2 separate regions of the Homo sapiens genome follow, and region 1 is linked to region 2. The links are chromatin loops, found by intact Hi-C in ENCODE. Cell type or tissue: Caco-2. All regions are shown on one strand. Each heading gives the region's core, and the rest is flanking DNA. Links, peaks and the distances in the headings are about the cores only. Region 1 holds the start of LINC01428 (long intergenic non-protein coding RNA 1428). Region 2 overlaps LINC01428 (long intergenic non-protein coding RNA 1428).

Region 1 (5,390 bases), core at 132-5,131, 110 kb before region 2:
TCTAAAAGGGAGAAATCCAATTGACTCTTGTTGTTTTAATGTTAATTAATTGCTGTGGTGCCTGTTCATCAAGTGTGAGTGTAGAAACCTGTTAGTTCACTTACCACTGGGGCTGGACTTAGCAGATGGGAAAAATATTATTTTGGCATGTTTTTAATGGCAGCACAATTTATTTTTAACTAGCTCTCTTTGGTGTGTATGAAAGGAGACTACCACCTGTGCTTTGTGGATGAGTGTCAATGATTCGGACAGATTAATTTATGGCTTAGTAGACAACCACAAAAGATTTCTGGGGTAGAACTCACCTTTTGGCCAGCTTGACATGAACTTCAATTTTACTTCATTTTCCCAGGCCTGGAAGATTGTATTTAAGTAATATTATACCAAGTAGAATATAATCTGTACTTTCTCTTAATCATGGAAAGTACAAATAAAGATATAGACTTGTTTCCATACGTCACTCTCTGTGTGTGTGTGTGCGTGTGTGTGTGTGTGTGTGTGTGTGTGTGTGCTGTATAAATCTGACTTACCTAAATTCTGACATTTGTAGCTGCCTTTTCAAATGCTGGAAGCACAGATACATCTTGAATGATGTAAAAGCACATTCGTATTTTTAGCAATAAATCTTTGACTGTAGAATATCATTAAATAAATTGAAAAGCAGACCAATATTAACATCGTGATTTATATGCTACTTGCTGCTAGAGACTTGACATAGAATACTAATTATGAAAATGGTATAGTGCTAGATTTCTTCCTGAATTATTACACACATTATACTTTGCAGGGAGCAGGTTTGACTTAAATGTAAATTACCAGGCCTTTTTTTTTTTTTGCTCTTTCAAAGGGCTATTTGTTGTATTACCCAGTGCTTTTCTGTCCCTCATAGTTGAAATAATTAAGATCATTTGCAGGGCCTGGTTTGCTCATTTTGCTTAGTTACATTGCTGCTATGGTCCATTATGTCTACAGGGGAGCACCATTATTTAATCTGAACATCTGGAATCCATCATGTGTAGTGAAGGACAAGATGTATCCTCATTTTTAAGCCAACTCCATGATAAAATTGATGGATGGGACCAATGTGTACAGGTGAAGAAGATTGATACTTAAGATCTGTATGTTGTGATAGGAAGATCATAAGAGGACTTTTATTCTGCTTCATTTTTTTTTACTTTATTTCATTATATTGTATTTTATTTTATTTATGGCACAGCAATCAGAATCTGATTGAAGATAAACTCATCCTATTTGGATCAGAGCATTAGAAGAAAGAAAGAACTGACACTTCTCAACCTTCTCTAGTTGAAGACTTCTCTTTGCTATAACTACTTGAAGAGTTCAGCAGAAAAATTTTACTGAAGAATCCCTGATCCTCCTTTAAGTAGCTGTAGAGAATATTCACTAAGTGTAATGGGACACGTCTCTCTCATGCCCACTTCTTTTCTCTTATCCCTGCAAGAAAATGAAGTTTTGTTGGAGTCAGAGGTTTATTTTAGTTTATTTTAATCAGAAACGTGTATGAAATCCAAAGCACATGATCTTCATTTTTAATAACGTAAACCATCCCCATGTTTATGTGCTTTCTCTGGTCCTCAACCTTTTTTTTTCTTTTTAATTTTAAGAACATCTGTCCCCACTGCAACTTCACTTTCATCAGGAAATCTAATTACAGAGATAGAAAAGAGTATAGTAGGTGAAGCAAAAGACAGCAGCTCCACCTCTTAATACTGAATACTTAGATGACTGCCAGATGAATAGCTGGATCCTTTTGTGGCTAACTAACTCACCTGGTGTAGAGAAAGACAGTTGATAGATCAAAAAAGTATACAGATAACAGAGAGCAAGTGATATGGATATGAAAGACATTAGGGAGCATACAAATGCAGTTTGGCCAGGATTTATTTCTAGTTATGGACTGATGAGGAGACATGGGGAAAAATTGTCAAATTAAAAAAAATCTTTTTGGCAAATTTAAACTTTGCCTCTATCCTTTTTCTCTTAATCTGCTACCCAGATATGCACTTCAAATAGGAATGTGGGCCTACTGGGGCATGAAATAGTTGAGAGCTATTCAACAATGAGGAGAATGAGAGAAATCTATTTAGAAGGACATTTTAGAATTTAAGCCAGTTGAACCTTAATAGTCACAGATAATTTAACATGACCCCTAAACCATTAGGGGGGTTTTTACTACAAGGACTTGGCTCTGTATTAACAATGTCATCCTTCTTAGAAATTGATAACTATAGAAGTTATCCTATGTGGAGTAAGATAAGAATGACTGCTCTTCATGTTTACAAGAGATTAGAGTGGATAAGAACCAGGTGAAACAGGAATCCCAAGGGATCTCCTTCCTTCTCAGAGTCATAGCCATTCCAGGGAATCTGCACATTTTCTGGCTTTCCCATTTCTATCAGATGGTTACTTAGGAACAAATGAAAATCAGCAAAAGTGCCATGATAATTATCACAAATTCGTATGAAATAATGAGGCAGTTGAATGCATTTTTTCTGTCTTATCTCTGTTTGTCAATGAGCTAAACAGTGTGTTCAGGTCCCTCTGAATACTTGGAGGAGCAAGATTCTTTAGCCTTGTCTCACTGATTCCCAAAGTTTATCTAAGTCTTTCCAGAGGAGGACCTCTATTGTCAACACTTGATAGCCAAACCCTTCCTTTGTTTTTTTCCTTCTATACACTACTTGTTAATCAACTTGCACAAAACCAATTTCTGGTTCAACTTTGTCCTGAGCTGCTAACTGGCTATGACTTTATTTTACAGGTGCAGTAACTTTGTTAGCTGTTATTTTGAGGAGCTCCAGCCATGGGCTCATTTGATAGATTTAATTGCCAACATCTTGAACAAACCCCTTGATTTTAAAATTTTAATTTAGCATGTTTAACATGAAAGAGGATTGCCGAATAAGTGTCCCATTTGATTTACTCTATAAGTAATACAGCTGTTTGTCTTTATTTGAAAAATAAAGGTAGACACTTAGAAATGAAAGATGAAAGCTTGGAATGTGACCTGTAAGTCCAGAAATCACAGACCAGAAAGCAAGAAAGGAACATGAACAGCACATGTCAAGTATCCAGGAATTTCTAAGTATAATGCAGAACTTGGGGCATGAGAAATAATCTCTCTCTCTCTGTGCGTGTGTGTGTGTGTGTTTTCTTTATCTGAGCATGTTTTTTTATATACTGCCTTTTCTGGTAACTTCATTAGGTCTGTATAATTATAGTTTGCTTCAACCTTAGTCTGCATCAGTATTCATTATTATCTATTTGGTGCATTGTAGCAGCATAAATATAACTAAATTACTAGGGTCAAACCATAATGGGAGCTGTTGTGATGGTAATTAGAGCAGAAATATAGTCCTTTTTTGGTAAAACTTGCAGAATTGTAGCATGAGGTGTGTTCTTATAGGGTACAATTAAAGCCAGGTTGTGGGTTCAAGGTGGTAAAATGATGGATAATGAAGGTACACCATTAATCACAGTTCCAAAAGATGCTCTGTATCAATTCTTTTCTCTCTGAAAGGTAGCTCAGAGGTTGATGCTAAGACAAAAACCAACAGAGGGCTTAGAGGTAAGATGCCAACTTCCGTGCCTTCACTAATTGTCACTAGAAAGCTGAAACTGTATCGAACTCTTTAAAAGGAAAAAAAGAAACTAGTAGAAAGCATCTCAGTGTGGTTATTGAAATCATTAAATTTGAACTTAGTGGAGCAATGCTTTAATTCTATGTGTCTTTGCCATGTTGGACTGAGTCTCTCACATAACATCTTTAGAATTTAGAATGTGCTATAACTTGGAGCGGAATCACCCTTATTGTCTTTACACACAGCCCATAATCCTGAAAAGCAGAAACAGAATTCCACTCTTAACCCCCTCAGTTTGCAGAATGTCTAAGTGTAGTGACTCTAGACTCAATGTGAGGTATGTGGAAATGCTTCAGAAGAGAACAAGGCCTCGGCTGGGCGCAGTGGCTCACGCCTGTAATCCCAGCACTTTGGGAGGCTGAGGCGGGCGGATCATGAGGTCAGGAGATCAAGACCAGCTTGGCCAACATGGTGAAACCCCATCTCTACTAAAAATACAAAAAAAATTACCTGGGCATGGTGGTGCATGTCTGTAGTCCCAGCTACTCGGGAGGCTGGGGCAGGAGAATTGCTTGAACCCAGGAAGCAGAGGCTACATACAGTGAGCTGAGATCGTGCCACTGCACTCCAGCCTGGGCAACAGAGCAGGACTCCGTCTCAAAAACAAAACCTAAAACAAACAAAAAAAGAGAACAAGGCCTCAAAATTAACAAATATCTGCTGATTAACTTTTTTCACTAGCAGCAAAAAAATTGGAATAATTCTCAACCAGTGAAATATCTCATTAAAAACCCAATTAAAAAGTCTGTGTACCCAAAATGTAAGAAAGGCTTGCTCTTTAAGCACACAATTGAAGCCTTTGATGTCTACCTAGGATTGCTCATTTGATCTCATTTGATGTACTCCTGGAAACTTAGTAAGTATGTAGGCATGCGGCATGTTCAAGGTCGTAGGCAACCTTTTCCAAACTAAGTTCTTTGCCCTTCATGGCTTTGTGGAATTTAAAAAATCAATTATATTTTATACTCTGAAATAAAAGTTTCCAATTTGGAAAGATGTTTAAAGTCAACGGTTGTTTCTCCAATAACTAACACAGAGCTTGGCATACAGTAGGCACCTTATAAATTTCTCTTTGAGAGAATGAATAAATGCCTGGGTAAAGCTAATTGATACAAAAGGGCTCAATAAACTTGTGAATATTAAATGAAAAAATGGAAAAACAATTGGCCTCTAATAACCACACAGAAAACTGAGTACATGTTTTCTGCTCTTTCTGATTTTCCAAAACACACAGTTAAGAAGTTTCTCATGTAGCCTGACACATAAAGGTTTAGATGGTGAGTTATTTATTGGATATACTATTCATTATATAATCATTTGTGTATCTTTTGACATTAATTGTTCAACTTTGTATGATTTCATAATCAGTTATAGATTATTTGAGCCCTCCTTTTTTAAGGCTACTTTCAAATTGTATAGTTAATTTTATAGTTTTTTATAAAGCTACTCAAGTGATTCATTATTATAGATAACTTTGATTATACGTTCAAATTTTAAAAACTGATTAATAAGCCAACATTATGGCAGATTGAATAATTTCTTAGCAAATATATGCTTTTTTTTCCTTATGCCCATGCTTGACTTTCAGCTCAGCTGTTGGTCCATGGATGTTCGTAGATGTGACTTAAACAGATGCTTGAATTGTGCTATACATTTAGGCTTGCTCTCCCGCTCTGTCTTCTGCCATGAGAAGCCACTGACCGGGATAAGGAAGATGAGAAATAGTCA
Region 2 (5,390 bases), core at 133-5,132:
TTTTTCCAGGGTCAGATGCTTAAGGCAATGTTCTAAGTTCATAATTAAGTTTAGTTGCATGCACAATTTGGGTAGTTAAGTAATTACATGATTTGCACATGCAAATACTGCAATCATTGGCACATAAAAATAACGTCCTTTAAACATCTGGGCCTGATGGAGGACAAATGGTCAGGAAAATCAGAATTTCTGTGGTTCCCCAAAGGGATCACTATAAACAGGAAACACTACAATCTGTTCTCAGACATTTAGAAAATCCACTCACTTTAACCTAGAGAAAAGAAGCAACATGGAGGCATTCTAACTTCGACTTCTCCTCTCCAAAACTATCCAGGTACCGAATAAGCTATTTGTAACCATGAAATGTCTGAACACTAATCAGAACATTTGAGTGTAAAATACAGTCCTACCACTGAAGAGGTTGAAAAGTTTTGAACAAATCACTTAATCCCTGAGTCTCCTAATATTAATCTCTAAAATAGGAATAATAACAATATCAACACTATAGGATTGAAAAGAGAAATAAATGAGATAAATTTCGTGAAAGTTTTCTGTAAATGCTGAAATCCTGTACAAATAAGATAAATTTTTATTAGGTTGGATATGTATATGAGGCTATCAAACATCCAAAGATCCCAATAGACACAAAATGGTTTTGTTTGATTATTATTATTATTATTATTTGGTTGAAAAACTAGCTATCTCTAAGAGAGCTAAGTACTTTTAGTACATTTCCTCTCTCACCCTGAAAAGAAGTATAACATGAAAGGGAAATGAACTTTCTTTTATATCCAGAGGTGATGTGGCCTCTGTTAGTCCTGTATCTAGTTTGTGAACCAATAATTGAAGGTGGATGACAAAGAAATTGGCAAGAATTTCCAAGGAGGGCAAAAATTCACGTCTGTAATGTTAGAAACTAGGCCCGCTGATAAAAACAGGGGGCAAAACATTTTTTATTATTACAATAAATTCATGAGTTTTGTGACCTTGCTACAGTTTTTAAGGGGTACGAAAAATGTTTCACATCTGAGGCTGAAAATACAGCCCTGACTGAAAATGTAGCCAGATAAATGTATGTGAGACATTGTGCAGAATGGTCTAAAACTAAAATTCCAAGGCATCAGAAAATGTTTTCATTAGAGAGCTTGTGTCATTTCCTTGTGGGAGATTGACAGACATATTTGTAAATTTTGATATGATGAACCTGTAAGAAGGTTAAAAAAGGAATTGTGGGTCATGTTAAAAGATTTCCCAAGAGATGTAATTCTAGAGTTGTCCTACTCCATTCTTTCTCACACAGGAAAAAAAAAAAAAACACATTGATAAAAATGTGTGTCCTCTCCTTCCCAAAGCCCTCTTTCTAACTCAGATAACAGTATGGTTCCACGGAAAAGCAATGGCTTTGGAGACACGGAGATGTTGTTATACTCTAATCTCATCATTGGCTGGGTGCATGGATCTGGCAAGATAATAATACTTAAACTCAGGCATTTTCATTTGAAAATATCTAAAACATTCTCAAATTCTAAGTAAACTGCAAGGGAGATTAGGCACAGCTTCATCAGGATTCCAACATCACCAGGACCCAGTTTCTAGCTCTCAGATACATCCGTATGGCTACATATGGTAGGTGGCAAGATGACAGGAGTAGTTCCAGCCTGTGATTCCCAACTAAAGGCCAAGAGAAAGGGCAATCGTGTCTGTGGCAGAACTTTCCATACACACGTATTTGATTCTGATTGGCTCAAAGGTATTCACAGTGGCCAGGCATCTGGGGACTCTGCGTCTGTCAGAACACACGTGCTGAATTTTGGACGAGGCAGGAATTCTGTGTACACTTTTTTTCCAGAATTTCAGGAAATAGACTGATGGCAGAAAAAACAGATACCCTCTACAGAGGTTTAGGGATAACCTATGTAGGGACATGGTGGTGAATACGAGGGCTTCATTGATAACTTTTTCAATGTCTACAGTTCCAACATTTTAGATACAAAGTGAAGATATCACTTTCTTATTTTATTTCTTATTCACAGATAAAATCTTCATCCGTCAAATTTTGCTCCCCATAGGTGGCCTTCAGACACTTCTTCCACAAGGAAATTGGGCAGCTTCCTGAAATGAACAACCCGTAAAGCCATGGGAATTATGGATCAGCTCCCAGACCTTCCGCTTCATGACTGCAAGCCTTTGTGAAAGTTTCTGACCTCTTTATGCTTCAGGAATCTTAGCAATGAAACAAGGATAATGGCACTTGCTGTGACGATCATGGTAAGGAGTGGAGATAAAGATTAAAAGATCCTACAACAGCGTCTACTACAGAGCAGATGCTCAATAAATGATTCTGATTATGTAGCTAGGTCAAGGTCTTGAGATCTATTTCTTGGGGCTTCCTGTCCCACTATCACCATCATATCCCATCCAAATGTCAACATTCAAAATGACCTTCATCTTTCACAATTTTGAAGAAGTTGGTGGTCTAAAAAGATCTAGAGGCACAGCATAACAGTTTGTAGATCCTTTGAAGGGGCACTGCTGTGCGAAGAAGGGTTTCCATCATAGGACAAATGTCTGTTACTCTCAGTACTAAAAATTTTTCTAAAGTACTGAAACTCACTTAAGAAATTCAGAGAAATAACCAAATTAGAGTGCTTTATGAAAGGAAGGCTCTGTCGGGAAGTTGGCTCACTAAAAACTAGCTGTTTCTTATTTATCAGCAAATGACCAGCTGCAACAGGTCAGCCTAAAAACCCTTGCTATTTGACCTCATCAGCAAGCACCCCGCAATAGGTCACCATTGCTTAATTAGACAAGGGAGTGTTCAAATGTAATCTCTTTGCACTCAGCAGGCCGTGGGTCAAATAGAATCTGACTAACCTGCAGCTTGTGTTTACACAGCTTCCAACAGTTCAAAAAGCCAAGGGAAGATCAGAAGCTTATCTTCCAGCCAACTGGGGTGGGTTGGTGGGGGTTGGTGGAATTTGACAGAAGCTTGTAATCAGCCACATTGGAGGATGAGGGGAAGGCCTGTCATCTGTTTTGAAACGTGTTACGACAAGATGTTACATTTCTGGAAACCTGGGTGCAGAAAAAGGTGGGCAGATTCCATTCTAGTGGTTTAATTAAGAAGGAAAGTAAAGATCTAACGTTAAGTCCAGCCCTGTTGTCTGGACCTCCTCTCTCGGGAAGCAGGGGTAGTGGCAGGGGAGGCTGGGGGAGAGGACAAGGGCACTGGGATGTGCCGGCCAGCGCGTGGCAGCTGTTCATGGTGAATCCTATTCTAGCTCATGGCCATGTGTTCCAGCCCTTTTGGAAAATTACCTCCAAATAACAGATCACGAAAGAGCAACTCCAACAAGCCCTATAATTTAGTCCCCAGAGGAAATTCTTCATTCATCAAGTGTACAGGAGGCTAAATTAGTTCTATACCCAAGTGGGCCCTGGTTGGCAATTTTATGTGAGGGTAAACCCTACCTTGGGGAGGAGTCCAGCCAGAAGGGCTGGTGGCCAAGTGCTGCCTGGTGTCCAGCTGTGTCAGACCACATATTGCACCACAGATTGGGGAGAGTTCCTGGGGAATATCTCTGGGACTCAGTCCCTGTCACTTTTTTTTTTTTTTTCCAGATGCACTTTTCTGAGAGTTTGTGCGGATTGAGTGAATCTGCTTCATTTCAGCCCGAAGTTGCTGGAGGGTCCTTCGTCAGGAGACAGTATATATAGACTTGCCAGAAGTGCAATAATTATTCAGTCTCTTTCTCAGTATTAAGCCAATGTACAAAATAATTACACATCTGCTTCTATAGTATGCACAGATGTTGCTGTTGTTGTCATTGATTTGTTCATTTGTTTTTGTTCATCTTCCATGAATCTATTCACAGCCGGGAAGCCAACTCCACTGTTGGTGGACATTAAAACCTAAACAAAACAAAAATTCCTTAGAAGACAGTTAAAGGACGGGTACGTTTAAGAGTATGTCTCTTTTTCCCTCAGTCAAATCTTTATTTTTGTAAACTTTGTTTTATCTTAATTGAGAGGTAGTTGAATTCCTCAGGTGTACCAAACATTTCAAGGTCTATAAATAAGCCAGTTTTCTTCATGCGTAATCAACATGTTGCCTAGAACAAGATACTTTTTTAACATTCCCTACATTTTAAGAAAAGTGATGTTGCTAAACTTGGGTTACATTCTGAAGCTAAAAATCTTGTTCCTCTTCTTAGAAAACTTATTCACTGTCTCCATCTAGGAATCTGGATAAAACTACATGCTTCTCCTCTTTGCTATCTTTTTAGTAATCTGAAAAAAAAAACCAGCCTCATTTGTATTTATGAGACTTCTTTTTACTTAAGATTTTATGAGCAGCCACTCTCTGTAAATCAGAAGTTTGCTTTGTGAATTCACTGAAATGCCACAGGCAGGGCATGTTTGGAAAGAAGATTTGTTAATTTGTGGAGAAAACGATCCTGTAGAAATAGAATAAAGATACTTTCATGAATAGTAGAACAAGAATTCAAAATTAAAATTAAAATACTACATTATATATTTTATATATGTATATATAAAACTAAGTTCAAATAAGACTATGCAAATAGAGTTGATTGAATTGCACAGTTTTGTCAACTTGTTTATTTTCTGTTTTCTATTTCCACGTGCCCAAAGAGACTGACACAAGCATTACATCTCTAAATTTGTATTCATTGAATGTACAAAAGAAGACAGCCATTAAAAGTACAGAAGTCCCTCTTCTGCAAAAAACAAAACAAAACAAAATTCTAAGGAAATTCTTTCAAAATGATGAAATGCATTTACTGTTAATTGGGTAGACTAATAGAAGTGGTTATATATATAATATATATTTATTTATTTTAGATATATATATATACTTTGAATATACTTTCACTTAAAGTGTTTATGTCAAATGAAGCATTTCTTTGATCAAAGACAAACCTGCCTGCTTAATTTCCAATTTTTTCCCCCTTAGAATTGAGTGGGCAAGAAAAGCATTCAGAACTTACTAGAAAACATGCATGGTCAGAGTAGAAGAGGGAATAAACATGAATTCATTGCTTATTCACCTGGGTGCTATGAGTTTAGTATACATTTGACTGTTTGCCTTTTTTTTTTTTTTTTTTTGAGACAGAGTCTCGCTCTGTCGCCAGGCTGGAGTGCAGTGGCGCTATCTCAGCTCACTGCAACCTCTGCCTTCCAGGTTCAAGCAATTCTCCTGCCTCAGCCTCCCAAGCAGCTGGGACTACAGGCATGCGCCATCATGCCCAGCTAATTTTTTGTGTTTTTAGTAGAGGTGGGGTTTCATCATGTTGGCCAGGATGGTCTTGATCTCTTGACCTCGTGATCCACCCGCCTCTGCCTCCCAAAGTGCTGGGATTACAGGCATA

What was found. A loop is a pair of places that touch in the nucleus more often than their neighbours do. Peaks named below come from ENCODE experiments on the same cell type or tissue, not always from the same donor. Only the 100,000 strongest peaks of a DNase experiment are listed, where the experiment ranks them.
Region 1: a loop joins it to region 2, with 6 times the contacts of the local background. A loop is called at or near these places in 2 of 110 quality-filtered maps.

What each region holds. Positions count from the first base shown.
Region 1 is chr20:7,252,677-7,258,066 of GRCh38, reverse strand. It overlaps LINC01428 (long intergenic non-protein coding RNA 1428), which reads left to right and starts at 3,865. Exons shown (of 8, transcript NR_110609.1): 1 at 3,865-3,939. In Caco-2, for the core only: no CTCF peak of the experiment used is centred there; no DNase peak of the experiment used is centred there.
Region 2 is chr20:7,144,879-7,150,268 of GRCh38, reverse strand. LINC01428 (long intergenic non-protein coding RNA 1428) reads left to right here. Exons shown (of 8, transcript NR_110609.1): 6 at 2,070-2,268; 7 at 2,896-3,091; 8 at 3,622-3,802. Among named protein-coding and RNA genes, the nearest start is that of LINC01428, 110 kb to the left of the region's middle. In Caco-2, for the core only: no CTCF peak of the experiment used is centred there; a DNase peak (open chromatin) is centred at 2,898.